Regions from separate parts of the Homo sapiens genome. Here regions 2 and 3 are each linked to region 1. Evidence: chromatin loops called from intact Hi-C (ENCODE). Cell type or tissue: chondrocyte. All regions are shown on one strand. Each heading gives the region's core, and the rest is flanking DNA. Links, peaks and the distances in the headings are about the cores only.

Region 1 (10,941 bases), core at 1,377-9,376:
GAGACAGAGTCTTACTCTTTCGCCCAGGCTGGAGTGCAGTGGCGCGATCTTGGCTCACTGCAACCTCCATCTCCCAGGTTCAAGCAATTCTCCTGCCTCAGCCTCCCAAGTAGCTGGGATTACAGGCGCACACCACCACGCTTGGCTAATTTTTGTATCTTTTTAAAGTAGAGACGGGGTTTCACCATGTTGGCCAGGCTGGTCTCAAACTCCTGACCTCAGGTGATCCACCCGCCTCCGCCTCCCAAAGTGCTGGGATTATAGATGTGAGCCACCGCACCAGGCCACAAAGGGATTTAAGTTGGTAGAGGAACATAAAATCTACAGTTCACATCGTATAATATATTGTATAATAGCTTTGTTTTGAGTGCGCAATGTTGACTTATTGAAGCAAAGTTTCCAACTTTGAAAAGTCCTCTGCATTTTGCCTGGCACTCAACTCAGTGAAAGTTTATTTAATTAATATGTGAAAAATATATATTTTAATGTTGGATACTTATAGGGTCCTTTGTAGAAGGGATTTGAAATTGTGAGGATTACAGCCACTTGATCTACCCTGGAATGTAGACACCTTCCACATACCTTCTGGTATCTTCTAACAGTGCATCCTGAGAAATTCTTTCTCCATATTGGACACATCATTTACTCTATCTTGGTTCCAGTCCCTCCTTTGTTACTTGAGAGTAATCCTGAATTTGAGTCAGGCACCAATCTTAAACCTTGGTAAATGAAACTGAGATCCAAATAGCTGGCTTTATACTTAACTCCAAAGCAATAAATTCCTTAAGAGTTACAAGGATAGCATTTGCCTATATATATATACGTGATGTATGTCTACAAGCGGCTGAGCTTTAAACTTCATCTGTAAATTGAACATTTTCTGTAGCTTCCATATGAATTTTAGATTATTAAGTACTCATGAATTGAATACAACTGTTAATTCTTCTAGTTTATAATTAGCAAATTATAATTAATGCTCTAAAATAATCCGTCTCAAATCCTCACATAGAAAGTAAAATTCAAATAATTTACTCACAGTTTCTTCCATAGACTTCTCAACAGGGTAATAACATTATTCTTGGTTATTTATTTTCCAGGCCATGTAAATGTTAATATTCTTATTTGTAAAAAGTAAAATCATATCTTAAGAGATGCATGCGCACATTCTAGTACTCTCTATTCTGCCTGAAACAGCTCTGTGATAAGGGAGTATTAAGAATAACAAATTCACACGAGCACAAGATAGAGTGGGAATTAGGTTCTTAGATGACTGGATATCTCTGTGGGAACAACTGGTTTAGAAAGAAGTAGGTGTTTTATCCAGGGAAAACAAAGAAGTTATAATCAAGAGAGAAGCAGTTTCAAAGGTGAAGGTGAAGAGTTGCCAGTCTCAGCGAAGGCTTTGTAACTAGAGAATGAATCTTTAGGGTAGAGTTAACGGTAGATTTTAAACTGTTTTAATAATTAAAATTATTATTGCACTTTGAAGGGGGTGTCTGAACTCAGTTGTAAAATGTTTGACATTTGTGAATTCCTTTAATGTTATATTTGAAACTGTTTTGGTGCATGCACAAGGTGCCCAACTATGACTCTACATTTTATTGTTAAACCTCATGTGACCCGTCTTTCTGGAGAAGTATGTGTGCGAAGTACAGGTTCAGCCTGCTACACAGGCAACATGTATTTGTTTTTGAGAAATCTCAAACTGTGTTTATGAGAGAATTAACCCTCTCAGGGAAACAGCTCTACCAACGACTGCCCCATGGGAGAGGATGTGTGGGGACACCTGCATCCTGCTATTTGGAGAAAAATTGAGCTGCTGGTGAGACATTGAACCAACAGCCTTGGACTGAGAAGTGAAAAATAGAGAACACCTGCCTCCCCTCTACTCTGATGCCAATCCAAGCAATTCCGAAGGCATCTTGGAAGCCCTAGAAAAGAAAACCTCAGTGACTCGATTTAGAACCTTGGAAACTAGAGTGGTAACTTTGTGCTTGGCACATAATAGGTACTTGATAGAAATTTATTGAAAGAAAGAAAGAGAAGAAGGAAAGAAAGAAAAAGAAAGAAAGAACAGAGAAGAAGGAAAGAAAGAAAAAGAAAGAAAGAAAGAAAAGTAAAAAAAGTAACAAACTTTGTAGCATTCTGAAGCACTAAGTGGCATACCCAAAAGGTTGGGCTATTTCATCGCTAGAGGTCATTAATAACACAACCACTTTTCTTTTCTTCTCTTTTTTTTTTTTGAGACAGGGTCTCACTATGTCATCCAGGCTGCAGTCTGGAACTCCTGGGCTCAAGTGATCCTCCCGCCTCAGCCTCCCAAGTAGCTAGGACTACAGGCATGCACCACCACTCCTGGCTAAATTTTTTTTTATTTTTTGTAGAGATGGGAGTTTCACTGTGTTGCCCAGGCTGGTCTTGAACCCCTGGTGTCAAGCAATCCTTCCACTTCAACCTCCCAAAGTGCTGGGATTACAGGCGTGAGCCACCGCGCCCAGCGCAATGATTTTACTTTTTACAAATAAGAGTATGAACATTTACATGGCCTGGAAAATAAACAAAAAGCAAGTAACTGCTAATCTAAGCAGATGCTGATATCTTCCTCAGCACGTAGGTTGTACACTGTTGGCTTGACCCTGCAATCCTTTCTGAAAATTTAAAGGGTAGTAGATGTGAAAAGCTTTGCTAAGAATTTCCCAGGAACAAAGTAAATATAATCTCACAGAATGTGAAAATGTTGATAGTATTTGTGCTACTTACTGATACATTTTCAAATGTGCTGACGTTAATCATTCTCAAATAGTTTTTTTTTTCTTCTTCTTTTTTTTTTTTTGGGACGGAGTCTTAATCTGTCATCCAGGCTGGCGTGCAATGGCATGATCTCAGCTCACTGCAACCTCCACCTCCCAGGTTCAAGCAGTTCTCGTGTCTTGGCCTCCTGAGTAGCTGGGATTACAGACACGCGCCACCATGCCTGGCTAATTTTTGTACTTTTAGTAGAGACGGGGTTTCACCATGTTGCCCAGGCTGGTCTTGAACTACTGTCCTCAGGTGATCCACCCACCTCGGCCTCCCAAAGTGCTGGGATTACAGGTGTAAGCCACCACACCTGGCCTCAAGTAGGTTTTAACAGTGCTTTTTGCTCTTAAAATCCTAAGTGAGGTCCAAATGCCACGTTTCAGTAACACCTCTGAGAGGAGAGAACACAGTTGATTGAAAGGGAAGGGGAGTGCCATGCGGTGGTGAAGCGTGGACCCTGAAAGCAGATGCCAGTTGGACTTCCTGCTCTTCCAACTCCTGGCTGTGAAACCTGAAGCACACAATTTAATTTCTCCGGGCCTACTCCTCCCCCTCCTGCCAATGGTAAAATGAGAATAATACTATCTATCCCATGGGGTTATTGTAAAGATTATTATGTAAAGTGCATTGAACAGTGCCTGGTACAGAGTAAGAATTCTAATGTTTCCTAAATAGTCAAAATTTAAGTCAAAATGGGGGAAATGTGTATAAATTCCTAAAACTAAGCATTTTGCAAATATACTGTTTCTTAAGAGATAAACTCCAGAGAAATTGGCCTTCGTGTAGTCCTTTAAATAAAAATAATTAATTCAGAAAACAGGCCCAGTGTGGTGGTTCACACCTATAATCCCAGCACTTTGAGAGGCCAAGGCAGGAGGATCGCTTGAGCTCAGGAGTTCAACACTAGCCTGGGCAACACAGCGAGACCTTGTCTCAAAAAAAGAAAAAGAAAAAAAATTAATTCAGAAAACAAATTTGATGGTGAGTAACTAACCTATGGTTCCCAGGGTACCATTCGATTCATGCAATTCATTAGGCATGAAACATCCTAGTGCTGAACTACTGCTTACACCCTTTCTACAAAATTGTACTAAATCTGAGTATGAGATATTTATCTGGAATTTGGTGTGAATATTCCGAAAGTTTCTTCCTTCTTTCTTTCTTTTTTTTTTTTGACAGAATCTTGCTCTGTCGACTAGGATGGAGTGCAGAGGCACAGTCATAGCTCACTGCAGCCTCGAATTCCTGGGCTGAAGTCATCCTTCTACCCCAGCGTCCCCAGCCTCCTGAGTAGCTAGGACTACAGGTGCACCACTGCGCCTGGCTAATTTTTTTATTTTTTGTAGAGACAAGGTCTCGCTATGTTAACCAGGCTGGTTTCTTCATTCTTAATGGAGATTCAAAGTATTTGTGAAAACTGGGGCACTCGGTTGCTAGTTACAACTGGAATAAATTTTGTCTTTCAGCCCCAAAGCCTTAATGCTTTGCGCCAAGCAATCCAGCTACAAATTTAATTTAGTTCAAATACTTATTGATTGGCTGCCATGCTCATGTAATACATATTATATTCAAGGGTCGGAAATGAAAGGATGCAAGCCACTTGTGCTGGTATTATTTAAAGTCTTCATCTTTTGAGAAAGGCTGACGGCAAAGGAACAGATCTATGCTGTCATGTGTCGGCATCGCGCGGAGCAGAGGTGGCCTGGATGGGTAACTTCCAGCACAGGCCCTCAAAGAAGGACGGGCACATTTCCGGTAACAGCCTCATTTCCCCCCGTTCCCCGGGGGAAGGGGGGCGGCTAGCACTGCTGATGGCATCGCCTGACATCACTTGTTCCGGAGGATAGGAGAGCGTGGGCCTGCGTGGCCCACCTCATCCGTGGCCTGACTGCGTTAACCTCTCGGTTCCCTGCTCTTGCCACGTGAGGTGCCCAAATATGGTCGGACTCAGGAGGAGCCAGGGAGCGCTTGCCTTTCTCCTGCTAATGGGGAGGAGGCTGGAACAAATGTTTGGAGTTAAACACAATCTGCAGGAAAGCAAATGGGGACTCGGACTCGCTCCTGGGCGAGCTGAAAGTCGGCTGCAGCAGAAGCTCCTGCCTTGGGTGATCCATCATTTAATAAACCCCAGAGAATCCAGTGTCCCCGGCAGGCTTTTTGCTCCCCTGCTCTCTTGCCTTCTGAGGCCCTGGGTCGTCCCCGCAGCTCTAGTCGCCCTGTTAGAAACGGGAGGCGCCCGAGGGCCGGGTGGGCGGCTGCCTGGACCTGGGCTGGCGCGTCGCAGCGCCTCTGGTCCCGGCAGCCTGGGGGCAGATGCTGCTGCAGGGCGTGTCTGGGGCTGTGCTCATGTGATGAAGCGAGGGAAAAACCGGGGGGAGGGGGGCGGAGGCTAAGAGGTGGCCTTTTTTTTTTTTTCCTTTTCTTTTAAGGAGTTTGCCGCGAGCGCGTCTCCTTCATTCGCAGGCTGGGCGCGTTCGCAGTCGGCTGGCGGCGAAGGAAGGCGCTCTCGGGACCTCGCGGGCGCGCGTCTTTTGGCTCTTGCCCCTGTCCCTGCGGCTTGGGGAAGGCGTAACCCGGCGGCTAGGCGCGGGAGAAGTGCGGAGGAGCCATGGGCGCCGGGAGCTCCACCGAGCAGCGCAGCCCGGAGCAGCCGCCCGAGGGGAGCTCCACGCCGGCTGAGCCCGAGCCCAGCGGCGGCGGCCCCTCGGCCGAGGCGGCGCCAGACACCACCGCGGACCCCGCCATCGCTGCCTCGGACCCCGCCACCAAGGTACGGGCGTGCCGGGCCACCTGCGCCGGGAGGCGCGGGTCTTTGGGGGTGGGGGTGGGGGTGGGGGGGTCCCTCCGATTTCCGCCGAGAGAACTTCCCAGCCCATCCAGCCGCATCTGCAAACTCAGGAGTGCGAACCCCTCTTTGGAGGCTTTTCAGGGTCTTTCGCGCCGGGGCGGGGCCAGAGCAGCGGCGAGCGCGGCGGGGGGCTTGCATCTTTGTCGCGGGTCTCCAGGGGAGGCGACTGCGCCATGCGCAATAATAAAACCCGCGCCCTGCCCACGGCGGCTGAGCCTTTCTGCGCACTCTTCCGGTGGGAGCCATGCAGCCCGAGGCGGAGGAGCTGCGCGGAGGGGGATCCGTGGAGAATGGACCCCGGGCCGGGCCTCCGGAGCTCCGAGATGCGGAAAGTCAGCTGTGAGGCCAGGACTCGTGGTGGAGCCCGCCGGGGAGCCCAGCCACCCTCGGGTTCCCCGTCGCGTACCGCCCTGGATGCCAGCGGTGCCTGGAGCGAGCGGGTTTGGTACCCAGTCCTCCTGCGGCAGCGGCCCGAGCAGGCACCGCCTTCCCGAGGCAGAGAAAGCCTGGGGTGTAGCTCGCTCAGAGCCAGGAAAAACCTGGGCAGGCGCTGCGTTTCCAGAAGGAATGACAGGTTTCGCAAACCAGCCAGCGCCCTCGCGTTCGCTCAGCGCTTTGCCTGCAGACTCAGTTGGCCAAACACACGCTAGAGTGGCTAGAAGTTCTCAAAGGATGGGGTCAGTGTAACGAGCATTCCGGGTACTCTTCCCTGGACGCAGTGCTGAAACGACTGCATTTTATCGGCTTCAGTCTTCAAGGCTGGAATATTTCTTGTGGGCCAGGACAGCCGCCAAGACTGTGGCTTGTTCTGGTCGTGGTATTTTAGATCTATTTTCCAGCGCATGTGTTCATTAGCAAGGCTTCACTCTACTGATTTTGTGATACCCTTGTATCACAAAGGTACCCTTGTGATACCTTGTAGAAAGATGTGGATAACCATGTTTAATAGTTAAATTTGCGGTATGTCAAATTTGAGGATAGAGTACGTGAGTTATCGCAGGAGGTGTAGATGTTTACAATATGCAAAAAAAAAAAAAAAAAGGAACCTACAACCATGACCTAATTGCCTTGACCTCCTTAGCTGCCCTAGTCTCTTTTGGGCTGAGAGACTGCTGTTAATAATATAGTTTTTACCGCCAGTCTTTGATTCATAACTACTTGTAAAATCCATGGTCCCTAGATATTAAGTACTAACTGTGTCTCTGTGCTATGTAGGTTTTTCTAAGAGATGCTTAAGCTTCTGGCCTGAGGAATGTACTGTCCTTTTGAGATTCAAGTCGCATTTTAATACTTACTGTATGCACATAATGTTTTGATGCCAGCTACTGTCAAAGTGGCTCTGTAACCAGTGGTCAGAGTCTAGCGATGAAAATAATTTTAAGGTATAATTGCTAAAAACTTGCAGTTGGGTGACATTCCCCCCACCGCCCCGGCTTTTATACTCCTTCAGATCTTACTAACTGTTCACCCTGAAATATGGGATTTAATCCCTTCCCAGTAAACTTGAATTTGTTTATTTAAAAATATTCCTTCCATTCTCTTTTTCCGTCTTCCATAACCTTATCCTTTTCCTCTTTCCAAGTTGCCAACCGTCTTGAAGCAACCAAACAACCTCCTTTTAAAAAATCACTTAAATGACATCCAGAATATCATTGAACTTGTTGGCATAATGCCCAGTTATCAATTTGGAGACAAATCAGTGCACTTACATGTATCCTTGGAATGTATTTAGTTTTCATTTGAACTAGCCAAATTTATCACTCAGGCTTTGAACACAAATGTCTTTTCAAAAGGACTCCCCAATTAAGAATGACTCAGCACCATGGCCCTTGCCTCCCCTCTTCTTGTTAAGCTCCAATTCCTGACCTCCAAGTAATCCCATCTCCCACTCTAGGCTCCGTGGCACCATGGACCCGTCCCAGCAGTTTTCACATGTGTGGGTTTAGTGTTCTTGCTGTTGTGAATACTTCGCAGGGGCAGGGAACACGCCTGGTTGTGCCGACCAACGGTGTTCCTTCATGCGTGCCATGTTGCCTGGCACAGAGGCAGCTCTCAGGAATACTTGTGGAAAGAGGAAGGGGTGATATTGGCTCCTTGGTTTTGATTGGAAAATATCAAGTTGGAGAATACCTTGACCTATCTGATTTTACTACAATTTAACCCTTGATCATTTCATTATCACGTGAGACTGATTATGATAGTGACTAAGGCAAGTCAGTCTGTTCGGTTATTAATAGATCAAGTGAATAGTTTGACCAAAAACTTCAGATTTGGGGGCTTTGGATTCTGTTTCTCTAGATATAGAGTGACTTGTTAGCATTGCAATTTCAAATTGCGTTTTATCTTAAATAGACAAATATATGAAGTGCATATGGCTCAAATGAGTCCATTTCATACCCTGAGTTACTTAGGATTACATCTTGAACTTCCTTGATGTGTCTGTGGACGGTTGGGGAGGTTTAGGCTAATACATCATTTTTCCCTCCTTGGATAGAATGTGGTCATTAATTAAAGGTTGTAGGCAGATCTTTTTCTATCTAATAGCTGACATTTATATCACATGCATGCTATCTATTTAGCAATTGGATTTACTTTCCTTTTTTTCTGCTAGTTTTAGTTACCAGTTATTCACTAAGTGCCCTTATCTGAACAGACATTACACTGGTTGAATTATCACTTGTATTAGGTCAAATGGAGAGTTAAACAAGCTTTTGATTACTCAGGCTTAACGTTTAGATGCACTAAAGCAGAAGTCTTGGTTTTATCTATGGTTCATTTCTGTAAAATGGAAGGAGTCTTTATCTTCTATTCAATCTTTTGTAATCTTTATTTTTTCCGTTAGATCCAGAGATAGACTGGAAATCTTTTACAGTCTTTATATGTAAGATCCAGGCGGGGGCAGGGGGAATGGCTTGGTCTGTTATCTGCCAGGGTTTAATTTTGAGACATGGCCGTTTCACAACTGCAGGGTGCGGGAAGATTAGATGACCTGAATGCTGGTGGTAAGTAAAGCCTCACACTTCACATTATTCCTTAATTGTCTGTTTTTAAAAATTTGTCTTAAAAAAATATTAAGGTGGCAACATATTCAGGTGGCAACAGAGGGTGGGGTGACCAGTGACAAACTGACTTCCATGTCTCTGGCTAATCTTGATTTCTGGAGCCAGGCTCCAGACTAAGTCTGGACAATCAATTAATTAGCCTTTCTATATGTATTGCCTGATGAATGATTTCAATGCTGGACATTGAACAATGGTCTGTTGCAACAGGGTGAGGCCATTGTCTCTGGCAGGTGGGGAGATGGGGGCTCTTGTTAGCTCCATTTGATTACAAGAGCCTTGAATCACCAAAACATAAAGATGTACTCGAATAGAAGAGTCCGTTGTCTGACTGGTAAATTTAAGGATGTGTTTGACCCTCGTGCATTAAAACAGACAATTGGCCGGGTGCGGTGGCTCACGCCTGTAATCCCAGCACTTTGGGAGGCTGAGGCAGGCAGATCACAAAGTCAGGAGATCCAGACCATCCTGGCTAACACGGTGAAACCCCATCTCTACTAAAAATACAAAAAATTAGCCAGGCGTGGTGGCGGGCGCCTGTAGTCCCAGCCACTCGGGAGGCTGGGACAGGAGAATGGCGTGAACTCGGGAAGCGGAGTTTGCAATGAGCCGAGTTGGCGCCACTGCACTCCAATCTGGGCAACAGAGCGAGACTCTGTCTCAAAGAAACAAACAAACAAACAAACAAAACCAGACAATTGAGGCGGCCAGCTGCATTTCATAATTCCTCCCATAAGCTTCCTCCTATTTGCCACTTGTTTAGCAATGGAAATGGAGAACGAAGATGGCCTCAAAGTGACTACATCACCAGTGTTACAAAAATGGGCCAGAATTTAAGGCAAGAATTATATGTTTCTTAATAGAGGGATGTTTCTCTGTGTGTGGCTACTTGTATTCCTGTGGATTTTTACCAGATTATAAGAGCTGCTAATTTCTGATCAGAACAGAGACCAAAAATTGGAGATATGGATGTGGGGATGATTCTTTTGGGTACCGATAGACTGCAGGAATCGCAGGGCTTCCTTTAAATCCATTACAGCTTATAGGCTAGTGGATGAATAAGATAAGTGGAGATTTTCTCTTGAAATATTTCCTTCTATGAAGAAAAGGCCTTGAAATGTGCATCCTCTTTGGGTTGACTAATTTCTATGCCTTTACAGCTTTAAGCTGACATTATAAGATTATTCTAGTTTGGATCTTGTAAGATAATTAACAAAATGGAAATAAAATGTTTTGTTTTTAAAAATGCTAATAAATTATTTATTTTCCTTTGTCTTAGTTAGTTTTAATACATATTCAGTGCTTAAAGAACACCAGTGCAGGAAAACTCAAACTAAATGGCATCATCCCCCATCTCTATAATTCTATATGCAGTAGCCATTCATGCGAAGTTAGAAATTAGAATTTATAGCACTAAGCATTCTAAGAAAAATTAAGCCAGTACGTTTATCTCTTGAAAAAAAAAAAAGCAACTAAATTTCCTTGAACCGAATTCTTTTTTTTGGCTCACTGCAACCTTTGCCTCCCAGGTTCAAGCGATTCTCCTGCCTCAGCTTTCCGAGTCGCTGGGATTACAGGCACCCACCACCACGCCCAGCTAAGTTTCTGTATTTTTAGTAGAGATGGGGTTTCACCATGTTGGCCAGGCTGGTCTCAAACTCCTGACCTCGTGATCCACCCGGCTAAGGCAGGAGAATGGCGTGAACCCGGGAGGTGGAGCTTGCAGGGAGCCGAGATGGCACCACTGCAGTCACCACTGCAGTCCAGCCTGGGCGACAGAGAGAGACTCCGTCTCAAAAAAAAAAAAAAAAAAAATCAAAAGCATGTGTTTACCCTTATTAATGATTTTTATTTAAAGTCATTGCATAGCAATATTCATTTAATGTTTATTTTTTAAAAAAATTAATGATTGAGAACTTAAATTTATAAGTAGGGTAAATTACTCACAAATTTAAGTAAAATTTGAAGCCAATATGATGGCTTCTTACATATTCTTTCGAAAACTTCATGCACATGAAAGTAGATAAAAATGGCACAGTCTTTTCCATTTAAGAAAAAGATCATATCACATATAGATTTAGGTTTTGGATGTCTTTTCATATCAGGACATAAATAACTGCCCCCATTCTTATTAATTTGGGTGCATAAATTTCCCTTTTGTGGGTTGAAGCCCTGTAACGATTTAACCAATTCCTTGGGTTTATATTTAGATTGTCCTCGTCCATAAGTGTAATT
Region 2 (10,941 bases), core at 1,882-9,881, 350 kb before region 1:
GGTTAATATATGTACATTACACGTGAGTGATTTTTTTGGCTGGGCTTTGACTTAACCTACTTCTTTATTTTCTGATTCAGAGTAACAGACATAAACCTGGGGAAGCTGGTGCGAGGGGATGCCCATGAATGTTTTGTTTCACCTGTTGCCAAAGCTGTAATTGAACTTCTTGAAAAATCAGGTAGGATGCTCCTTGAGAAATGCCGCTGATTTCTATTTATTGGTATTTACATTATTTTTAATAAGGATTTGTTTGGGGAAGAATTAAAAATTTTTTTAAATTATTATTCTGATATCCTTTTAGGATGTTTCTAGAAGATTCTAATTGAACATAGAAGTGATATTTCACGTTGACTTTTTTTATTTTTCTCATCTTTTGGGAGATACAGATGAATACCTAGAAACTTTTTCTAGTAAGACCATCTTATAAATTAAAAGAGAAATTAGTAGAGATAAACGATTAGCCCTGTTTTAAACATGCTCAATTTCTCTCATGAAACAGTCAAAATAACCACAGTAAAATATGCTTCCAGTTTCAGCTTACTAAATCTATCAATATGTAGCCTTAGATAAGACTTACGTTGAAGACTTAAATGAGGCCAGGCACAGCGGCTCATGCCTATAATCTCAGTGCTAGGCGAGGCCAAGGCCAGAGGATCACTTCAGGCCAGGAGTTCGAGACCAGCCTGGGCAAACATACTGAGACCTTGTCTCTACAAAAAAAATTTAAAAATTAGCTGGGTATGGTGGTGTGCACGTGTAGTCCCAGCTATGCTGGAGGCTCAGGCGGGAAGATCGCTTGAGCCCAGGAGTTTGAGGTTACAGTGAGCTGTGATTGCACCACTGCACTCTAGCCTGGGCAATATAGCAAGACCCTGCCTCAAAAAAAAAAAAAAAAAAAAAAAGAGAAGAAGAAGAAGCCGGTAGATGTAGTTTAGGGCACAGGAGCCTAGGTTGGGATTTATTGGTGAGCAGCTTGCTTTTCAGTAGTCAGGACTTAATTTCCATTGTTGTCCCCTTGACTTGGCGTTTTTATGTCAGTGAAATAGAAATGAATATTTTCTCTTTCTTCATTATTAAGTTTAATGAGTAAATTACTACCAAGTATTTATATATTTAAGGGCTTTCTGAGAACATAAAGATTCAACTAATTGGGCCGGCACAGTAGCTCACACCTGTAATCCCAGCACTTTGTGGAGCCAAGATGGGAGGATTGCTTGAGCCCAGGAGTTTGAGACCAGCTTGGGGAACATAGGGAGACTCCATCTCTACCAAAAAAAATTTTTTTTTTAATTAGCCAGGTGTGGTGACTTGTGCCTGTAGTCCCGGCTACTTGGGAGGCTGAGGTAGGAGAATGGCTGGAGCCTGGGAGGTCAAGGCTTCAGTGAGCTGTGATCACACCGCAGCATTCCATCCTGGGCAACAAGCAAGATCCTATCTGAAAAAAAAAAAAAAAGAAAAGAAAAAATTCAACGAACTAAATCTTTTTCTCTACTCCAGTTTGAATAGAAATGAAGCAAATGCCCCTCCCTACCCCTGAACATCCAACAATCAAAGAAAAATTTCAAAAATATATGGCAAAGTTTTATTAAAAGGTTAACATTCAGGATATATATGCTTTTTGGACAGTAATATTAAGCTCAAATCTATGAAATAATCCATATATACAGTGCTTTTTCATTACGTGGATTATCAAGATGAAGATTCTGAGCCACTTCATTAGAAAGTACTCAAAGAAAAGAGTAAATTAGGCTGGTGAGTTATAGTTACATATTGTGGAAAGAAATTCAGCAACAGGAATTGGAACCAAAAGGGTTTGAATAGAGAATTTTTGTTGATTACAACACCCCACTCCTAGTTCCTAGTCATTGTAGGTTGGTGCTGAGAAAGTTCAAGTTTTAAAAGGGTTTTTTGTTGTTGTTGAGACATTCTTGCTCTGTTGCCCAGGCTGGAGTGCAGTGGCGTGATCTTGGCTCACTGCAACCTCTGCCTCCCAGGTTCAAGTGATTTTCCTGCCTCAGCCTTCTAAGTAGCTGGGATTATAGGCATGTGCCATGACGCCTGGCTAATTTTCTATATTTTTAGTGGAGGCGGGGTTTTACCATGTTGGCCAGGCTGATCTTGAACTCGTGACCTGAAGTGATCCGCCTGCCTCAGCCTCCCAAAGTGCTGGAATTATAGGCATGAGCCACCACACCCAGCCTAAAAGGGTCTTTTTTTCTTAAGATAAAGTTCTTAAAGGAAGGATCTGAAGTTTTGAGTATAATATTGAATTTTCATTTGGTTAGTAGGTGTCAACCTAGATGGAAAGAAGATTTTGGTAGTGGGGGCCCATGGGTCTTTGGAAGCTGCTCTACAATGCCTGTTCCAGAGAAAAGGGTCCATGACAATGAGCATCCAGTGGAAAACACGCCAGCTTCAAAGCAAGGTAAATTTCATGTTAGAAACATACATCTTGAAGGCTTCTGTTAGAACAGAAGAAAGTCTAGAAATGTATAAGCTAAGTGCTTAATTCAAGAAATTAGAGGAAGAAAATTGAATAGACCCATATCCATTAAAGACATTGAATGAGTCTACTCACCAGACAAACAAACAAGAAAAGGCAACAGGTGGTTTTACAAATGAGCTCTATCAAACAAAGAACAGATCATTCTAATACAATCCTTTTCTCCAGCAAATGGAAAAAGAAGGAACGTGGCCTAACAGACTTTATGAGTGCCAAAACCAAAGAAGGGTAACATGCTAAAGGAAAATTAACAGGCCAGTTTCAGCTATGAATATAAATGAAATAATCGTGAGCGAAATCTGAGAACACCAAATACAGCAGGAAGTAGGGTTTATTTTAGGATTTCCAGGTGATTGAACATGAGAAAGTCTGTCACTGTAATTCACCACATTGTGATTAAAAACTAAATTCTCACCATAGTAAGTACAGAACAGTCATTTGGTAAATCTAATATGCATTATGACCTTTTGAAAGTAATTATAATTTTGATGAAAATTATTAAGAAGACCCATATAAAAGCAGAGGTATCATCTTCATGGAGAAGATGCAATATCTTAAAGATACTAATTGTCTGCAAATTTTGTAGAATTTGACAGTCTGATTCTGAAATCCAAATGGAAGCATAAAGGACAAAGAGAGTCAAGACAATTTTGTGGAAAAACTAGGTGGGAGACATTCCCAGCCACACAGTGTGAATTATTATGCACTTACAGTAATTAGGATAATATGGTAGACAAACAGACGATCGGAACAGAAGAAAGTGGAAATTTATGCATATATGGAAGCTTGAGAGCAGGTACCACAGATCAGTGGGGAAAAGATTAACTATTAAAGGCCGGGCGTGGTGGCTCATGCCTGTAATCCCAGCACTCTGGGAGGCTGAGGCGGGCAAATCACTTGAGCTCAGGAGTTTCAGACCAGCCTGGCCAATATGGTGAAACACCGTCTCTACTAAAAATACAAAAAAATTAGCCGGGCGTGTCGGCGCAAGCCTGTAATCCCAGCTACTCGGGAAGCTGAGGCAGGAGAATCGCTTGAACCCGGGAGGCAGGGGTTGCAGTGAGCCGCGATCGTGCCACTGCACTCCAGCCTGCGCGACAGAGTGAGACTCCGTCTCAAAAAAAAAAGCTAAAACATTAACTATTAAAAATGGTGCTGACTTAACTAGTTATGTATATGAGTCTAGCATAGGATTACTAACCTGCCACTACATATAAAAATCACTTCTATATTAAAATACCTAAATGTGGAAAGCAAAACTGTAAAACTTATAGAAAAAAATATAGGCGTATGCATTTAAGAGGTTGGCGTTGGAAGGATAGCTTAAGAGACCCCAAAAGCACAGATTGCTAAAGAAAAGGTATATAAATCTGACTGCATCCAAATTTTTAAAAACCCCAAAGTTTTTCTTTCTGAAAAGAAGTTCTTAAAAAAGTGAAAAGACAGCTATAGTGTAGAAGATATTTACAACAAACATTTAGCCAATAATTAGTGTCTTATAAAAGATTCCTACAAATCAGTGAGACAAAGACAATCTGTTAGAAAAATGGACACATGACAGACCACTAACAGGTGAGGAACCCGAGGTTTAAAAGACACGTGAAAAGCTGTCTGGTTTCCTGCTGTTTTTGCTCACCAGTCATATTGGCAGTAGGTAAAAAGTGCCAGTTAGCCATATTGACAAATGTCTGGAGCTATGGGAATTCATATATTGCTGGCGGGAGTTTAAATTTGAAATAGGCATTTCGGAAAGCAGTTTAATGGAGTTTGAGCTACTCTTTGACCCAGGAATTTCACTCTAAATATATATGATATGGCCAGGCATGATAGCTCACCCCTGTAATTCCAGCACTTTGGGAGGCTGAGGCAGGCAGACCACCTGAGGTTGGGGTTTCAAGACCAGCCCGACCAACATGGAGAAACCCCATCTCTACTAAAAATATAAAATTAGCTGGATGTGGTGGCACATGCCTGTAATCCCAGCTATTCAGGAGGCTGAGGCAGGAGAATTGCTTGAACCCGGGAGGCAGAGGTTGCGGTGAGCCGAGATCACACCATTGTACTCCAGCCTGGGCAACAAGAACGAAACTCCGTCTCAAAAAAATAATAATAAAAAGTGTATATATATGTGTGTGTGTATATATATATATAATAGACAAAACTTGCCCATATATATACAAAGGTGTGTTTACAAATGGTCAGAGCAGCATGTTTATAGTGCAAAAAGTTTTGTTTGTTTGTTTAAGACAGAGGGGCAGTGGTGGTTCTGTGGGTCTTGGCCCCTTTCTGCTGTCAGGGCTGAGTTGGCTCCATGAGTTGGTGAAAGCGGTATCTAGCCAGGTTCAAGGGAGACAGGGGCAGGATTTCGCCTTCACTGATGGGCAGGCCAGCGGTCCCCTGTGGAACGGTGACTATTGAATATTGAGAGGACAGTATCCCTCCCTGAGCATCTTCTGGAGCTTGATGACCACTAGGGAATGTATCTGAGTCACGCGCACCAAATATGTTACCGGTGGCAGCTATTCGAGTTATCCCGAGTTCGTGCTGGTGTATCCGTACAGTTCTGCAGCAACTTCAGCTCTTGCCTCCTCGGAAGAAAGAATTGGACTGAGGGCCATAAGGCAGAAGGAGAGACTGAGGCAAGTTTCAGAGCAGGACGGAAAGTCTAGCAAAAAGCTCTAGAACAGTAAGGAAAGGAAAGAAGGAAAGTATAACTTGGAAGAGAGCCAAGCAGGCGACTTGAAAAACCAAGTGCACTGCAACAAGTATTTAAACAGTGATCTAAATGCCCATCAGGGTGAAAGGATAAATCAGTATAGTTGCATGTAGAGTATGCATAGTCATAGTTCATAAAACAATGATATACAAGCAGTGAAAATTAATAAACTAGAGCTGTAGATAGCAACATGTTTTCTTGTTTTGTTTTTTGTTTGTTTGTTTTTTTGAGACGAAGTCTCCCTCTATCCCCCAGGCTGCAGTGCAGTGGCGCGAACTCGGCTCACTGCAACCTCTGTCTCCTGGGTTCAAGTGATTCTTCTGCCTCAGCCTCCTGAGTAGCTGGGACTACAGGTGTGCGCCACCATGCCCAGCTAATTTTTGTATTTTTAGTAGAGACAGGGTTTCACCATGTTGGCCAGGCTGGTCTGGAACTCCTGACCTCAGGTGATCCGCCCACCTCGACCTCCCAAAATGCTGAGATTACAGGCATGAGCTACCGCGCCCGGGCTGGAAGAATTTTTTAAAACACTGTTCAGTGAACAAAAACCCAAGTTGCAGAAGGATGTATTTCATACAACACCATTTATATGTGTCTGAAAGCAACACAACATATATATATATATGTAATCTAATACATACATACATATAATATGTATTACATATAATCCTTATATATATATAGAATCTTAATATATATATTTAGGTCAGGACATTTAGATCACTGTTTAATATATATATTAGGATTATATATAATATATATTATATTATTATGTATTAATTATATAATCCTTATATATATATTAGGATTCCATGCAAATGAAGTAAAAATATAAAGAAATAATGCAAACTACGAACCAAATCCGAAAAGCATTTATTGAGGCAAGGATGTGGATATAGATGGAAAGGAAACCTAGACACCTTCATGCCTTTTTTCTTAAACTGGGCAATAGGTGTTGTCTAGGTATGTTAGGTTATTGTTTTCCATTTCTATGTCTGAAATGATTGTTTTTCATTTTAAAAAATGATGGTACAGCTCACAGATCTAAAGCAAAGTGAAGTTTTAAATGAATGCATTAAGTACAATCAGTAACTACAGAATGTGATCTAAAAATACATGTTCCTCATGTTGCAGGGTGAGAATGGAAATGAGGAGTAAATTGTAATCGTGCCAGGGAAGCCAGGTGTCTCAGCAGATTTGGAATCTTTGCATGGCAGGTGGATCCAATTTATGTAATGCTTGGGTTAAGACAGCTCAGGAAGGCAGCCTTGCAATGAAACGTGAACCTGTGTGCGTTTTTAGCAGTCACCACATGGTGGCAGCCTATCCAAGAAAATTCAAGGGCAATAGTTTGCACTTGAGAGCCCAGAAATTTTGATTTGGAAGCTCAGTGGAAGAGGAAAATAAACCGTGCCCTGCACTGAACAGCTGTGGTGAAGAGAGAAAATACCTTCCTTGGCAATTGAATGTTTTCGCAGCTGTCACAGATACTTTTGCTAGTTGTATCTATATTTTTGAAAAACAAAGACATTTTTCAAAGTACTTTTTTATTACGGGAATAAATCACCTTGTCTCTGTACTTTGGGATGAATCTCATCTGAACTTTGAGAACGATTAAGTGGCTTCACTTTCTGGAGAATCTGGTCATTGGGTAACATTCTTGTTTTCATATGGACCAGAAGGTTCTCTTTCATAGTTGATGTTGCACACACGTTTTTTTCCCTAAGTCCTTGGTATTTATAGTGGCACCATTGCGAATGTTAGAGGCTATCAACTTTCATTCTTATTATTGCTTCATCTTTGTAGCCAAAAATATGGGAAGAAATGTTCATAGCCCCGCCCCATACTTGTCCCCCTCTACCTGGCCTACCTACCTACGTCAGGCTCCTGTCCCACCACAAATGACAGCCTGTGTCTTTCATGTTAGCAGCTAGTCTTTCACTAGCCACATACTTCCCCGTAACCCATATGCCTCCCTGTGTCTGCCTGACGTTTGAATTGTCACTATTCTGTTGTTGTATTTTTACAAGAAGAATGTATGGGGCAGAAAACCCTTGCCATTCATTTCCTGAGTAGGAATTCTAGCCTTCCTTGGAGTCGTGGTAATATGGAGACATGGTAATATGTGGATTGTACCACTCAATGGCTGTCTGGAGGCCACAGTGGTGCAAAAAGCCACCTAGGCATGGGTTAGTGTCCTGGGGCACCCAATCAGGACAGGACACCTGGCACACCCTTGGAAAAGCTTCACTGTGAAAAACACTGGAAGTAAAAATTTTAACAACAGATAGGGATTTTTTTCCCCTTGAGACAGAGGCTCACTCTGTTACCCAGGCTGGAGTGCAGTGGCGCGATCTCGGCTCACTAAAGCCTCTGCCTCATGGGTTCAAGAGATTCTCATGCCTCAGCCACCTGAGTAGCTGGGATTACAGGCGAGCACCACCATGCCTGGCTAATTTTTATATTTTTAGTAGAGATGGAGTTTCGCCATGTTGGCCAGGCTGGTCTCGAACTCCTGACCTCAAGTGATCCACCCACATGGCCCTCTCAAAGTGCTGGAATTAGAGGCCTGAGTCACTGTGCCTGGCCCACATGGGGATTTTTGTTGCCCAGCTTAATCAACCAAGAATAAAAGTGCATTTTAAGATTATAATCTATTTAACTTCTCCTTATTGGCAATGGTAAAAGAGTTAAGGAAAAAAGAGAATAAGCTTAGGATTATGGCTACTAAGTAGAAGGACGTTATCTTTGACGGGCATTTCTGTTGTGCTTATTTGTACCTGACATGGAACAAGACCCCCCCATCCCCTCAACACATACCTGCTGTGGGACATCTGGCTAGAGATTTCCAAAGCTGAGGGTGAAAGGTTTGGGCATCGGTGTGACTGTGTAACACTAGAGTTCTATCTACCATCTCTTAAACTACAGGTAGTCTTACCGGTGTGGGCTGACCTTCCGGTTATCAGGCAGCCTGCTGCAACCACTAGAAACTGCCTTTGAAGGTTTCCAGTCCGGCACAACATTTGTGTTCTCATTAAACAGTAGAGCATAGGCTTTGGGGACACACAGCTCTGGGCTCAAGCCTTAGCTGTTGCTGCTCTGAGCCTGTTCCCTCGCGTAGAAAGGCAATCATAATACTCCCTACTTTATGGGGCAGTTGTGGGAATGGAATTAAATGCTAATGTGGGCCGGGTGCAGTGGTTCACGCCTGTAATCCCAGCACTTTGGGAGGCTGAGGAGGGCAGATTGCTTGAGCCCAGGAGTTTGAGACCAGCCTGGCAACATGGCGAAACTCCATCTCTAAAAAAGTACAAAAATTAGCCAGGCGTGGTGGCTGTAGTCCCAGGTACTTTGGAGGCTGAGGTGGGATGATCACCTGAATCTGGGGAGGTCGAGGTTGCAGTGAGCTGAGATTGCACCACCGCACTGCAACCTGGAGTGCAGGCTGGAGGAAGAGAAATATATGGGTCAATTAGGCAAATCACTCAGATCGTAAGTAGATATACTAGTAAAATAGCGTGACTTAGGGTCCTTCACTGGAAGCCTGGTATTAATGCTTCCATTGTGTGGGTGGGGGAAGGAGAGAGTGTCTCCAGCTCTCTGTCTGTGAGGTCTCCCAGCCGAATATTGGCCAAGGGAGTGAAACCAGAAGCAAGACTACCATGAGACAACGTTCCAGAGAAAGGAGGGACTAACCAGAGCAGGTGCCCAGCTTTGGCCAGTCAGGCTCATCTTCCAGTCCTCAGTAGATTATTATCAACTTTAAGTGATGTCACAGACTCCCTTCCTCCAAAGCTGTGGACCTCTTCCTTCCCATGCCTCTTGTTACTTGGAAGTCACTCTACTTCCAAACATGTCGGCTGGAGATCCCTGATGGGCCAGTTACTACTTTCAGGCTCTGTAGGTTTAAAGAATGGTTATATCCAGTTAGTTACAAATAGAAATCGATCCTTTCTCTGTCCGTCTGTCTAAACGGAAGGATATTCTGTGGACGCTGATTAGGTATAAAATCTCCACGGAGCCTGAGCATGAAGAATTGACCTTCTTAGGGTTCCACAGAAACCAGAATAGACTTCTGTGTTTGGTAGCTTTGTAACTTACGCCCGTTGAGGTGTACGGTTGAAAATTGAGAATAAATTTCCTGTTCTGTTTCTGAGCATCTTTTCCAGGCTTGGAGATGCGTTGAGCATTTCCACGGAGACCCTAGAGGTGGGGAGGGGAAGAACGCCTGGGCATTTGTCCAAATTAGCCATATGCTGTGGAGTGTCACATGTCAGGAAGCCAAGGCACTGGAGCTAGTGTTTTTGGGCAGGGCTAGGGAACCCCCCGCCTTTCCTCCACCCAAACGCAGGCCCCCACACCCAGCGTCCTGGGCCCTGCAGGGGAATGACACTGTTGGTTTCACTCTCAGGAATGAGCCTAGATTTGGAGGTAACCTCTTCCTGACCCCGATGATTTCACTCTGATGCCAAAACCAGTCTGAAGTGGGTGTGGTTTTGCATTTGGTGTTTACAAGGTGGAGTGGTGCCCTCTGCACGGAAGGGAGAGGTGGGCAGGTACGGCAGGGCCCTGCTCCCTCGGGAGTCTCCTCTGAACCTGTGGTTAGGGCACAGCTGGACAATGCTGAAATGGTCTCCAGCTGGGAGATGAGGTAAACCTCAGCTGCATGCCGAAGAAATAACCTAGAAATCAGAGAACCGTTTTATTTTGTTTTTCTCAGAGGATCTCATTTCTCCCTCTCCTCCTGAGCACAGAGACCCTCAAAACTGGTATTCACAGAAGGAAAAAATATAGGTCTTTCACCTTTGAAGGATCAAAGTGTCTAGGGTTTTTTGTGGTTTTTTTTTTTTTTTTTTGAACAAAGCTGAACTATTACAAAGTCCTTTTCAGTTTAAATTTAGTGCATGGCATGGCTCATGAAAGACTTTTAAAAGTGAATTGGAAAATTCTAAATGTACTTGTATTATACATGTGAAAGGATGACTTCTTAAAAAAAGAATAATGTCTGTCCCAAACGGGAGAAGGAAGGAACTCTAGCTTTTAAACTGCACTACATTAGTGAGTTACATGACAATTCTCCTTTTAACAGGATGGAATGCACTTAAAGCAGTAATGTGCTATGGTGACAGTAATGACAGACAATGTTAATTGACAGAATGGCTACTCTGAACCAGGCACTGTCTTGTACTCCTGTTATCTCAGTGGTCTTCACACTTATTCTGTTAGGCAGGACTGTCATCCTCCCCACATTACAGATGAGGAAACTGACTGAGGCTTAGAGAGGAGACTTTGCAAAGATCATGTGATTAAAAAATGGTAGAGGTGGCAAAACAGCCTGTGTTTTTAACACTGTCCCATGTCAGCTCTTATTCCAGATCATCACATAAAGTCTAATCTCTAATCTTGAAAACCGAAAAGCACCTGCCACCTCAGATAAGAGAGACCAAGACCCTAGACATTCGACTTGTGTTGAATTCACTCTTATTTTGTTTTGATGTTTGTAATCCCAGAGCCATACTTGTTAATGAGCTGAAGTAGAGTGAATGCTGTCCCCTCCCTGAGGCCTGGGGCTCATCATCAGCTCTCCAGGCTCCCCTTTCAGAGGGGATGGTGAGCACCTTCGGAGAGGGCAGGGATGGACACACAAGACAGCCTCAGTTATGTGAGTTCATCCCCTCCCCTGCCTGCTGTGGGTGAGATGGAGAAAAAAGCACTGGAC
Region 3 (10,941 bases), core at 791-8,790, 200 kb before region 1:
TCACCTACTTTTGCCATTGTGGTTTGGATTTTTCTTTTTTTAGATCATGTGTTCAGGGTCCTTAGAGTCATAATACTAATTTCCTTCCTAAGGTGAGTAAGAACATAACTTGGGAGAATTCAGTCTGTTATTTAAATGGTAGAATGGCTTAAGACAGTGGTTGTCAACCTTTATCACACATAGCACCCAAAATGATGTCATCACGGTGGGGTTGACTGCTCACACCAGACAGGATCTGCCCAGTCACCCCAAGGGCTGGGGAAAGCAGTCCTCACCCTCTCTCACTTCCCCAGCACGTCAGGTGGGAAGCTCTGGCTTAGGAAATTACTGAATCATAGGAGTTCTCATTTTTGATGTTGTTGTGATGGGATCATGTTGCTATTGGATGATTATTCTGTTATTTTGTGTTATCTATGGGGGTAAAGGAGATGGGCAGATAAATAAAAGCTTATCAAAGTGCTTAAAATCCATGAAGATGGGCTTCATTTGGTACAGCTACACAGTGATAGCCTTCCGTTGGTACCGTCAGTGGCCTAAATTTGACTTCTTGTCTTTGGGAGTGCTCCTAAATTTGGTTTAGAACAAAAAAGAATTCTTACAACCTAGCAGATCCCATGGCAAGCAAAGAAAAAAATATTCTAACCCATCATTATCGTCATCATTAGTGCAAAGTGATCTGAGCTTAAACAGCATACATTATCATAATTTTTTATAATAAACCATGTTGCTTTATTGTGCAAACAAGCAATAGATAGATAAAAAGTGCAGATTCTTGCCTTGATATTTACATACTTCATCTAATATTGGACACAATGTTTTTTCAATCAGCATTTTTTGAATTCTTCCTGCATGTGAGGCACAGAGATTTTAGGATGAGCAGGTGTGAGACGCATGGGTTTGAATAGCACAGAGGTATCTGGAGAGCACTGTGTTGGTATTCTGAATGCCCTCAGAGCCCAGGGGGATAACAGCTCATTATGCCTGGGGTAGAACTTACCCAGGATGTGGAAGAAGAGGGGATTCTTCAAAAAGAGCTCAGCCTCTGAACTGGCAAAACAGTGAGTTTTGACTCAAAGGCACCAAAGTACTAATACATGACATCCTCTCCTGGGGTGATCCGATGTGGCTGGAGTTGGATGAGGGGGGGTGGCTGGGGATGGGAATGGGAATGGGATTGGGATAGCAGGACAGGGTCACATGGCCAAGGATCTTGAAGACCATCTCATGGAACTTGAATCTGATCTCTACACACTGGGGAGCCACGGTAGGGTGGGTTTTTTGTTTGTTTGTTTCTTGGTTTTTTGTTTTTTTGGTTTTAAATAAGGAGGAGAAGAATGTGGTCTGATGTGTATTTTAGAAAAATAGCTCTGGCAGCAATATGGAGAATGTTTAGTGAAAAGAGAACCAGGCCCAGAGAGGTGGGTTAATTCAGCTCGGGCCAGAGGCAATCAAGGTCCGCACTTTGGCCACAGAAGTAGATACAGAGAGTGGGGGTGAATTGCAGACATACTCTAAAAGTATCCTCCTACCGTGGGGGCCGGGGGAAGGGACCGTTCTAGCTTGGTGACTCTGGCTAGTGATGCCATCGGTCATGGAAAGGACACGGGAGAAGGCAGATTGGCAGAGCCAGAAATGAGCCTGGCTTGAACAGAGAGAGCTCAGAGGGTTAATAGGATCTAAGGAATAGTCTGTGTCTCCACTGGAAATACAGACACAGTGCTTCAAAGAAAGAGGCAGGAAGGTCACCCTGGTGGGTTTAAGGATATGGGTGAAGGCAGTCGTTAAACAAGAGACACAGGGATAGCTGGAAATCAGTGAGAAGACAGTGAAGGAAGACACCCCTGAAACACCCACGTTAATGCAGCCGACTCCTAGCAGGGGTGCCTTCCAGGAGGCGGGAAGGAAGGAGCAGCGGCATGGCAGAGAACGTCCAGAAAAATCCCACAGACACCGCTCGTAGCAGTGTTGGCACAGGGAGAAGGGCCTGGATGAAATGGGTTCTGAATGACATTTTCAGGTCTACAGTTCAGATCAGTGGTTGCCAGGAGTTGGGGGAGGGGAAGCGTTTGACTGCAGAGGGGCAGGAGGGAACTTTTTGGGATAATGCAAATACCCTATGTTTTGACGTGGTAGTGATTCCATGGCTATATACATTCTTCCAGACTCATAGACCTATTCACGTGTGTTGCCCAGGCTGGACTCAAACTCCTGGGCTCAAGCAATCCTCCCACCTCAGCTTCCCAAGTAGCTGTGACTACAGGCTCATGCCACTGTGCCAGGCCTGTGTATAATTTAATTATACCTCAGTTAACAAAAATGGGTGCTGAAGAGCTTGCTTTATATTCGTTAGAATGGCCTCAGTCAGCCGGGTGCGGTGGCTCACGCCTGTAATCCCAGCACTTTGGGAGGCCGAGGCGGGCGGATCACAAGGTCAGGAGTTCGAGACCTGCCTGGCCAAAATGGTGAAACCCCATCACTACTAAAAATACAAAAATTTGCCGGGCGGGGTGGTGGGCACCTATAATCCCAGCTGCTCAGGAGGCTGAGGCAGGAGAATCGCTTGAACCCGGGAGGCAGAAGTTGCAGTAAGCCAAGATTGCGCCATTGCACTTCAGCCTGGGTGACAGAGCAAGACTTCATCTCTAAATACATACATACATACATACATACATACATGCATACATGCATACATGCATACATAGAATGGCCTCAGTGATGGCCACTTTACTCCTGAGCTTTAGCTGGTGAAAGCCTTGGCTTAGGGATAAGAGGGCGGCTGGACAGTGCAGGCCCAGAGAGACTGGACCATCAGGGGAGGTGAGGGGTGACGGAGGTGCCCAAACAGAGCATGAAATGGTAGAGTAGCTGAGAAGGTTAGCCTCAGTCACGATCTGTCCTGTCCTACCCTCTGAGGACTCTAAACCCCGCAGTAGTTCACCCAACAAATTCATTCACTCGGCCAATGCTGCATAAGGCACTCAGCTCGGGGCTACAGGGAGCCCCAACTTTAAGAAGCTTTCTCTGCTTCAGGTAGTTTACAGGTGGTAGACGCAGATAGAAGTGAATTAGTAAAGAGAATAGTTTGGTGTAAAAATTGTGCATTTAACTGAAACCTTAATTCACTACTGAGCATTTAATAGCCATTAAATAAAAACCAGGGCCCGCACAGTGGCTCACACTTACAATCCGAGCACTTTTGGAAGCCAAGGTAGAAGGATTGCTTCAGGCCAGGAGTTTGAGACGCCTGGGCAACATAGCCAGACTTTGTCTCTACTTAAACAAAAATTAGCCAGGAGTCATGGCACGCACCTGGAGTCCCAGCTACTCAGGAGGCTGAAATGGGAGGATTACTTGAGCCCAGGAGTTTGAGGCTACAGTGAGCTATGATCATATCATTGCACTCCAGCCTGGGAGATAGAGTGAGATCTCTGTCTCTAAAAAAATGAAATAAAATAATAAAAAACACAATATAATTTAAAATCTTTGGAGTCACTAAACAAATATACAATGTGAATCTCCTCTCACTCCAGCTAACGCCACCATATCCAACACTAGGTAAAGACCAAAGCCGTTCTGGAAAATCAGAATCTGTTGCCATGGCTCATGCCTGGACACCAGGCTGTCCGCTCCTGACGTCACTCTTTCACTTACGACTTGTTAGAAAATGAATGTGTGGAATGGCCCTGGATAGCTGCTGCAGCTCCCTGGTTTCCTGAAGTGAGCCCTCTGTGTCATTATCTGGTCTTCTCAGCCCTCAGCCGAGTTCCTCCTGTGGCCACACACGGGGTCGCAGTGAGCGTCAGTGCACAGTGATGAAATCTCCTGGAACAGTCGGGTGTGGGGCATGAGGAAGGGAGTGGTGCCTGACTACAGAAGTTCCTGGAGGTCAGGAAACTCTCACTGGAGGCGGTGGCCCTAGAGGGCTGCTTTCTATGACAGAGCAGGAAGCTGCATGTGTAGTGGGACACACGCACCAGAGGGGCCAGGATCTCCTAATAAGGACTGGTATTTATTTTTACTTGACCCCATTCTGGGCCTTGCCACAGTCTGCTGAAATGCCTTGAACATTCATCACCCGTGTGGGAGACAGGATAGTAATTTCCTGCTGAGATGACTGAGGGGACGGGGAATGGGGACACCAGGGGGACTGGCTCCTGCAGGTGGGAAAATTCTAGCAAAATGAATCACTCTTCTGCTTAGTCACCCAATGTGCACTTATTAGGGTGCTGCTGAAATACATATTCATCTATCCACTCCAGAAAGATAGTCCAAACTGAGACCTCAGGATCAGAAAGCCTCCCATTCTCCTGCAGGGTTCATTCATTTACTCAGTGAATTATTAAATGCCTACAGCACGCAGGGCCATCAGCCCCACAGCTATGAGAAAGATTCAGTCCTTCCCTCACAGGCCTTATGATAGACTCCAGTAAATAAAACCATACAGGCACAGAATGCGGCGGGCTTTATAACAAAGGCAGAAAGCCCCTCTTGTTGTGTCCTCAAGGGAGGCAGAGAAGCTCCCCTCTGGCTCTAGTTGGAGAATCCCAACCCAAGCAAGTCCATCCTTAAACAATAAACATCTCCAGCATTGCTGGCTTTGGAAGACCCCATGGTGAGATGCTGGAGCTTTTTTCCGCTCCAGATTTCGCTTCTAAATATTTACTTTTACTTTCCATGTTCACTTATAGGCCAGGGTTTTTTTTTCCTACCATTGAATTATTTCGTCATGTTCTATTTAATTATTGCTTTAATTGGCATTGGTGACCACAAATAATAATAAATACTATTAACTGGTGTAACAGCTTCACTAGTCTATTTCACTGCCCCATGCTGTTGTAACTGAAGCCCCCAGCACAAGCATTCCCAGCTCGTGGTCATCTAAGACCTTTGAGGTCATTCTTACATGCATTGCTAGTGTTTTCCATATTCCTTGATGGTAGCCAATTTTTCCTTCTTAAAATAACTTTCTTCATTCCTAGTAAGCTTCATATGTATTTTATGTATTCTTCCCTCTTTTTTATGACATGATACATATTATTGAAAGCTAGGAAATAATGCAAGATTCTTGAACGACATAATACCACTTAGTACATCTTTTTGTAAGAGATAGTTTTTCTAATACAAATCTTTGATATGGGAAGAAACAAGCAAGTTGTTTTTTAAGGTTTTCCAACCCTATATTCTACTACAAATTACCCTGTTATGGTATGCTTCCAAAATTCTTTCAAGGATTATGGTTTATAGAGTTCAATAAACCTAATAGTTTATAAAACTTCTCAAAAAATAATCTCATGCCAAAAATAATTTAGTAGTAGGTGGTCTTTGTCTTGTGGTCACATGGTTTTGATATTGTCTTTAAGTTTCTATAATTTACAAGGGCTGTTTAATCAGTTGGCATAAATTTCATGACAAAAATACTAATATGTAAGCAAAGTATATGAAACAATATTATTGAGAAGTAAATTACATTCCATGTAGAAAAAGACTAGAAAGACAACACCAAAACCTTAAATTAGACAGTGTTATTATGAGTAGCTTTTTTTCTTCTCTTTTTCCATATAGATCAAATTACTACATTGGGCGTATATCACTTTTATAACATGAAAATACAGTAAATAGGGCGATGATAAACTGCAAGTGCTTGGGGAGAATGCTTAACTCAGGCCAGTTGCAAGAGAGTGAGAACACACACGCAGCCTGTGGGAGCGGGCTCCATGCCATCACCTGGCCGGTCCTGGCTGTGTTGCTGTGTTTTCGCACCTCAAAAGTTGGGACAGCAAAGAAAGGCCATAAGAGCTAGAACGTTTCCATAAGAAGTGTATTCAGTATGATTTGTCTAGCTCTGACTAATGTGTGCAAACCCCACATTCCACTAAGCAAATGCAAGATTGTTTTTCCCTGTTCATTTGTTCCTGGGCCCTTCTTGCTTACTGTGTTGGGAGTTGGAGAGGGGATAATTGACTTCTTTCTTCTCACAGTGTTTTCTCTTTTTTTTTTTTTTTTTTTTTTTTGAGACAGAGTATTGCTCTGTCGCCCAGGCTGGAGTGCAGTAGCATGATCTCGGCTCACTGCAACCTCCGCCTTCCAGGTTCAAGTGATACTCCTGCCTCAGCCTCCCAAGTAGCTGGGACTACAGGTATATGCCACCACATCTGGCTCATTTTTTGTATTTTTCAAAGAGACTGGGGTCTCACCATGTTGGCCAGGCTGGTCTCAAACTCCTGACCTCAAGTAAGCCACTGCGCCCGGCCATCTCTCACAGTGTTTTTTAAAACAACAATGCATTTTCATAACAGTTGGCCTGGAGAGGTGTCCGACCAAGTTGGAATTCATAGTAGAATCCATTGGAAGTTAATTTTTGATGTATTTGACTGTTTTCCATTGACTTCGCATTGAGGCAGTGAGAGAGACTTGAAGAACTTAGAATACGCACCCTTTTGTCACTGGCAAACATGGGACATAGAGGCGTGTCTTGACAGCAATTTGTGGCAACACTCTGGGCTGGAATCTAGGGGTTAGACAGCCTGGCCGGTTTTGTAAATTAGATAGCCAGGCCACCCTCAGAGTCAGTTTGAGGGTTGAGTGGGAAGCCTGAATAAAAAGAGAAGTTAAACTTTTAAGAAAAGGGTCAAGCTTTAAAACTGGAATTGGGTTTTCAAATTTAATGAGGAAAAAGAAACCCCAAAACTGGAATTGTAATTGTGGAGAAATACAACTGATAATATTTGGAATATCATCTACAAGGAATGAAACTATCCAGAAGCATTTAGATGGTAGTCAGTGCCATGTAGGGCACCTCTGGGGGCAGGGTGGCTCCTGGCACTGTGGAGAAAGACGACTGGTGCTTCCTTCTCCCAATCGGAGGAAAGGGATACACTGTGGAGGTCCCAGCAGCTTAGGGCCTGCCCCCCATGTGGTTATCTCTGTGCCGTTTCCTTCCCTCTGTCTTCCTGTAACTCCTTCACTTTGGCCCCTCTGCCCTTTCTGGGCAGAGGGTGACAGGAGGCACCGCATGGGTACATTCTTTTTTTTTTTTTTTCTTTTTTTTGAGACAGAGTCTCACTCTGTCACCTGGGCTGGAGTGCAGTGGCGCAATCTCGACTCACTGCAACCTCCATCTCCGGGTTTCAAGCGATTCTCCTGCCTCAGCCTCCCGAGTAGCTGGGATTACAGGTGGCCGCCACTACGCCCCGCTAGTTTTTTGTATTTTTAATAGAGATGGCATTTCACTATGTTGTTCAGGCTGGTCTCAAACTCCTGACCTCGTGATTCACCTGCCTCAGCCTCCCAAAGTGCTGGGATTACAGGAGTGAGCCACTGCGCCCGGCCAACTACATGCTTTTTTCCTCCTGTCGGGATTGGCCTGGGCTGTACCTATCTCATGGTGGAAACCTGCCCAGGGACCAGGCCCTAGAAGACCAGCAGTTTATTTAACTGGGTTGGCCTTTGTCCCCACTCCCTGTGACCCGGCCCTGCCACATCTTTACCCAGGTGCACCACTGACATCATCGCTTGGCTGGACTCTGGAAAGCAGGAAACTGCTGGAGCGTGTTTGGGGCATCAGTGATGTCACCCGCTACAAATGCTGGGTGGGGTTACTGGACTGAGGGCCATGAAAAAAGAAAGCTGCGGCCCCGGCCCGTGGACTCACTGCCATTCTGCTCTTTCTCACGTTTCAGTTCAGCTCGGTTTGTTTTCCGTCCCCCTCCCTCTACTGTAAAAGTATGTACTCAGTGTTTCGTTTCCTGCTGGATCTGATTCAGGTCAGTGATGAAGTTATTTGTGAACTCAGTGGGGAGGTGTTTCCTCCCCTTTGTACCGGCCCTACTTAGGGATGCACGGTTGGTTATACGCTTGCTTCACTCGGTTAGGCATGGAGGAGAATTCATTCAGCCCTCATAGGTTTAAATCAAATGCATGACCCTTCACATTTTCCAGAGATTTACGGCCAGTTACAATGAGACAATTAAACATTCACCCCCCCGCCAAGCTGCACTTGGAGATGTGTAAGCAGTAATGTAGTCATGCGCTCCCCATGATGTGAGAGCGTGCAGAACGCCACTCCCCCCAGCAGGTCCGCCAGGACCTCCGCAGGGAGCATCTTGCCTGCAAAATCACACATCCCTTTTTCCCCCTCTCTCCACTTTCCCTACTACTTTTCCACTCCCACACCCACAAATAAACAAAGAAACCTTGAGCTTATTTTACAAAAGTCTTTGAAATGGCCCTCGTCTCTCCAATGCTCCTGGGTCCTGGTTTGGCCCCATCTGTGCAATCTCTCTGATGAGTGTGAAATAAGCCAGGTTTGGCTCATGCTCTGCCGGTGAGCTTGCCCTCCCCATGAGCCTGTCCTCTCCATCTGGCCTCACTTTGTTTGTGTCCCTGTGTCCTTTGTCTCCCATCCTGGGATCCTGGTGGTTTCCTCCTCCCCTCCCAGCATGAGTCCTTTTCCCCAGGGTTCTTCCCTATCTCTACATCAGAATTTCCTGCTTTCTCCCAAATATGCATTTCCCTGGCCCAGGCATCCACTGCTTCCTCTCATCGTGAGGTCCCTGCCGCAGGCTGCTGATGGTATTGTGGCCGTGCCTTCCTCCACAACCCAGGGAAAGCTACGTGTGTGTCTGTCCCATAGGGAAGGAGTCATCCCTGTCTCCTCAGTGTGGTGTGTTCAGGAGGAAGGAAAGTAACCAGCGTCGTTCTCAATTTCCAGAAACTGTTTATCATATTGACAAGAAGAAGAAAGCTTTGTGACTCATGAGAATGATGTTTTCCTCTCTGGTACATAAGGTTATCTAGGTCCAATCCATTTGTGTAGAGGATCTTCTCTCCCCTAGTGTGATATGCACTTATTTTTAGCACAAGTATAAAACTACTTTAAATGAAATCAGCCTCAGCCAGGGAAATATGCTGAGTAATAATGTTGCCAGGTACTATACCACTGAGTTGAGTTTGTAATTCACTGCTATTAATCCCTGTGTATTAGTTCTGATTTTTTACTCTTTGCATACATAGAAAAATGGTGTTTCTCTTCAGAGTCAAGGAGGGAAAAAAAGAAAAGATAAAAGATGCTTATAACACTTTTGTGTCCACCCCTAAAATCAGCATATTGATCTATTATTTTTTCTAGGTATTGATGAGATGTTGACTCATATACTTTCATACAACTGGTAATATATATATATATATAATATGTGTGTGTGTATATATATATATATATATATATATATATATATATATATATATAGACTCATTTTTCTTCCACTTTCATCTACAGCCTACTTGTTTTCTTCCCCCCATTTTTCGTATGGATTCATAGCATAAATTGACAACAAAGATACATCTCAATTTAGAGCTTCCAAAAGGCACCCATAAAAGTATCTGGTGCTCATGGAATTGCTCTTTCTTCTATGTCTCTTAGTTACACTTTTCTCTTATTACACTTTTCTATCCCAGCCATGGCTAAGAGGCGTATAATCAGAAGCAGCTAAGCAATATATGCAAGGGAAATAAAATGAATGCAAACCAAGATACCGGTTTTGTAAATTAGATAGCCAGGCCACCCTCAGAGTCAGTTTGAGGGTATAGTGGGAAGCCTGAATAAAAAGAGAAGTTAAACTTTTAAGAAAAGGGTCAAGCTTTAAAACTGGAATTGGGTTTTCAAATCTAATGAGTAAAAAGAAACCCCAAAACTGGAATTGTAATTGTGGAGAAATATAACGGATAATATCTGGAACTCGCGGCAGTTTACAGGCTTAACTATGTATGTGTTCCTTAAATTATCCACCCGCAGATATCAGATTACAATAAGTCCTCACTTAATGTCATTGATAGGTTCTTGGAAACTACCACTTTAAGCAAAAAGACATGATGCATATGAAACCAGTTTTCCCATAGTCTAATTGATAGGAAAAAGAGTTAAGTTATGCAGCCACACAGTACCTCGTTTGGCTTAAAGTCACTGTTTCCAAGAACCTATCCACAATGTTAAGTAAGGACTTACCGTATATGAAAATATTTGCAGTAAATTGCTTTTGAGAGAATTGGTTATCACACTCTTCTCTGGGTATCATTGAAAATTCAGAATGTTTAATTACATCAGGCTATACTCACTGGTATAAAATCAGGGAGCAAGTATAAAGTAGGTGTAGGGAAATAATTTATGTTGGATTAAATGATCCAATGAAGGGATTTTATTAAGCCCCTAGAAGTCCCAGAATGAAAATGTATAACTGCATGACTAACCCCTAAGAATTTGCTGGGGTTTCTGCATTAAGTACGCTTCCCAGGCCATTTGTAATGAAGGTACCGTGATCTGTTAAGGAAGAGACCTACAGCTGGGAACAAAAAGAGCCAATTCCATCCTAGACATCAGTCTCCTGTTTGACTCATTCCAACCCCAAGAATATGTTGTAGAGTGTAGGACCCATGAAAGTTACTTACTGTGCTTCCCTGTACCTTCCGTCATCCAGTTCCCAGACATATCTGTGTTTCTTCTCTGAATGCCTAGTTACTTGGGATCCCATGCTGTATTGGTCTGTTCTCACACTGCTGTAAAGAACTACCTGAGACTGGATAGTTTATAAAGAAAAGAGGTTTAATTGACTCAGTTTTACAGGCTATACGGGAAGCATGGCTGGGGAGGCCTCAGGAAACTTACAATCATGGTGGAAGGCAAAGGGGAAGCAAGCACATCTTCACATGGCGGCAGGAAAGAGAGAGAGTGAAGGGGCAGTGCCACACACTTTTAAACAACCAGATCTCATGAGAACTCACTATCACGAGAACAACAAGGGGGAAATTCACCCCCATGATCCAGTCACCTCCCACCAGGCCCCTCCTCCAACACTGAAGATCATAATTCATCATGAGATTTGGCTGGGGATACAGCGCCAAACCATAGCACATGCCTTTCCCAGGACTGGTGATGGAGGAACGGTGCCC

What was found. Peaks named below come from ENCODE experiments on the same cell type or tissue, not always from the same donor. Only the 100,000 strongest peaks of a DNase experiment are listed, where the experiment ranks them.
Region 2: a loop joins it to region 1, with 2.6 times the contacts of the local background. A loop is called at or near these places in 7 of 110 quality-filtered maps.
Region 3: it touches region 1 in a loop (5-fold over the local background); 5 of 110 quality-filtered maps call a loop at or near these places.

The regions. Positions count from the first base shown.
Region 1 is chr6:151,235,156-151,246,096 of GRCh38, forward strand. It overlaps AKAP12 (A-kinase anchoring protein 12), which reads left to right and starts at 4,812. Exons shown (of 5, transcript NM_005100.4): 1 at 4,812-4,904; 2 at 5,229-5,569. The coding sequence starts at 5,408. RefSeq lists enhancers at 4,615-5,124, 5,202-5,779. In chondrocyte, for the core only: CTCF peaks have their summits at 5,045, 5,250, 5,923 and 6,204; DNase peaks (open chromatin) are centred at 5,088, 5,276 and 6,013.
Region 2 is chr6:150,885,554-150,896,494 of GRCh38, forward strand. MTHFD1L (methylenetetrahydrofolate dehydrogenase (NADP+ dependent) 1 like) reads left to right here. Exons shown (of 28, transcript NM_015440.5): 6 at 81-181; 7 at 2,292-2,428. Among named protein-coding and RNA genes, the nearest start is that of MTHFD1L, 25 kb to the left of the region's middle. In chondrocyte, for the core only: CTCF peaks have their summits at 6,532 (motif pointing right), 6,736 and 9,418; no DNase peak of the experiment used is centred there.
Region 3 is chr6:151,037,272-151,048,212 of GRCh38, forward strand. All of the region lies in intron 26 of MTHFD1L (methylenetetrahydrofolate dehydrogenase (NADP+ dependent) 1 like), which reads left to right. Among named protein-coding and RNA genes, the nearest start is that of MIR12131, 60 kb to the right of the region's middle. In chondrocyte, for the core only: a CTCF peak has its summit at 3,800; no DNase peak of the experiment used is centred there.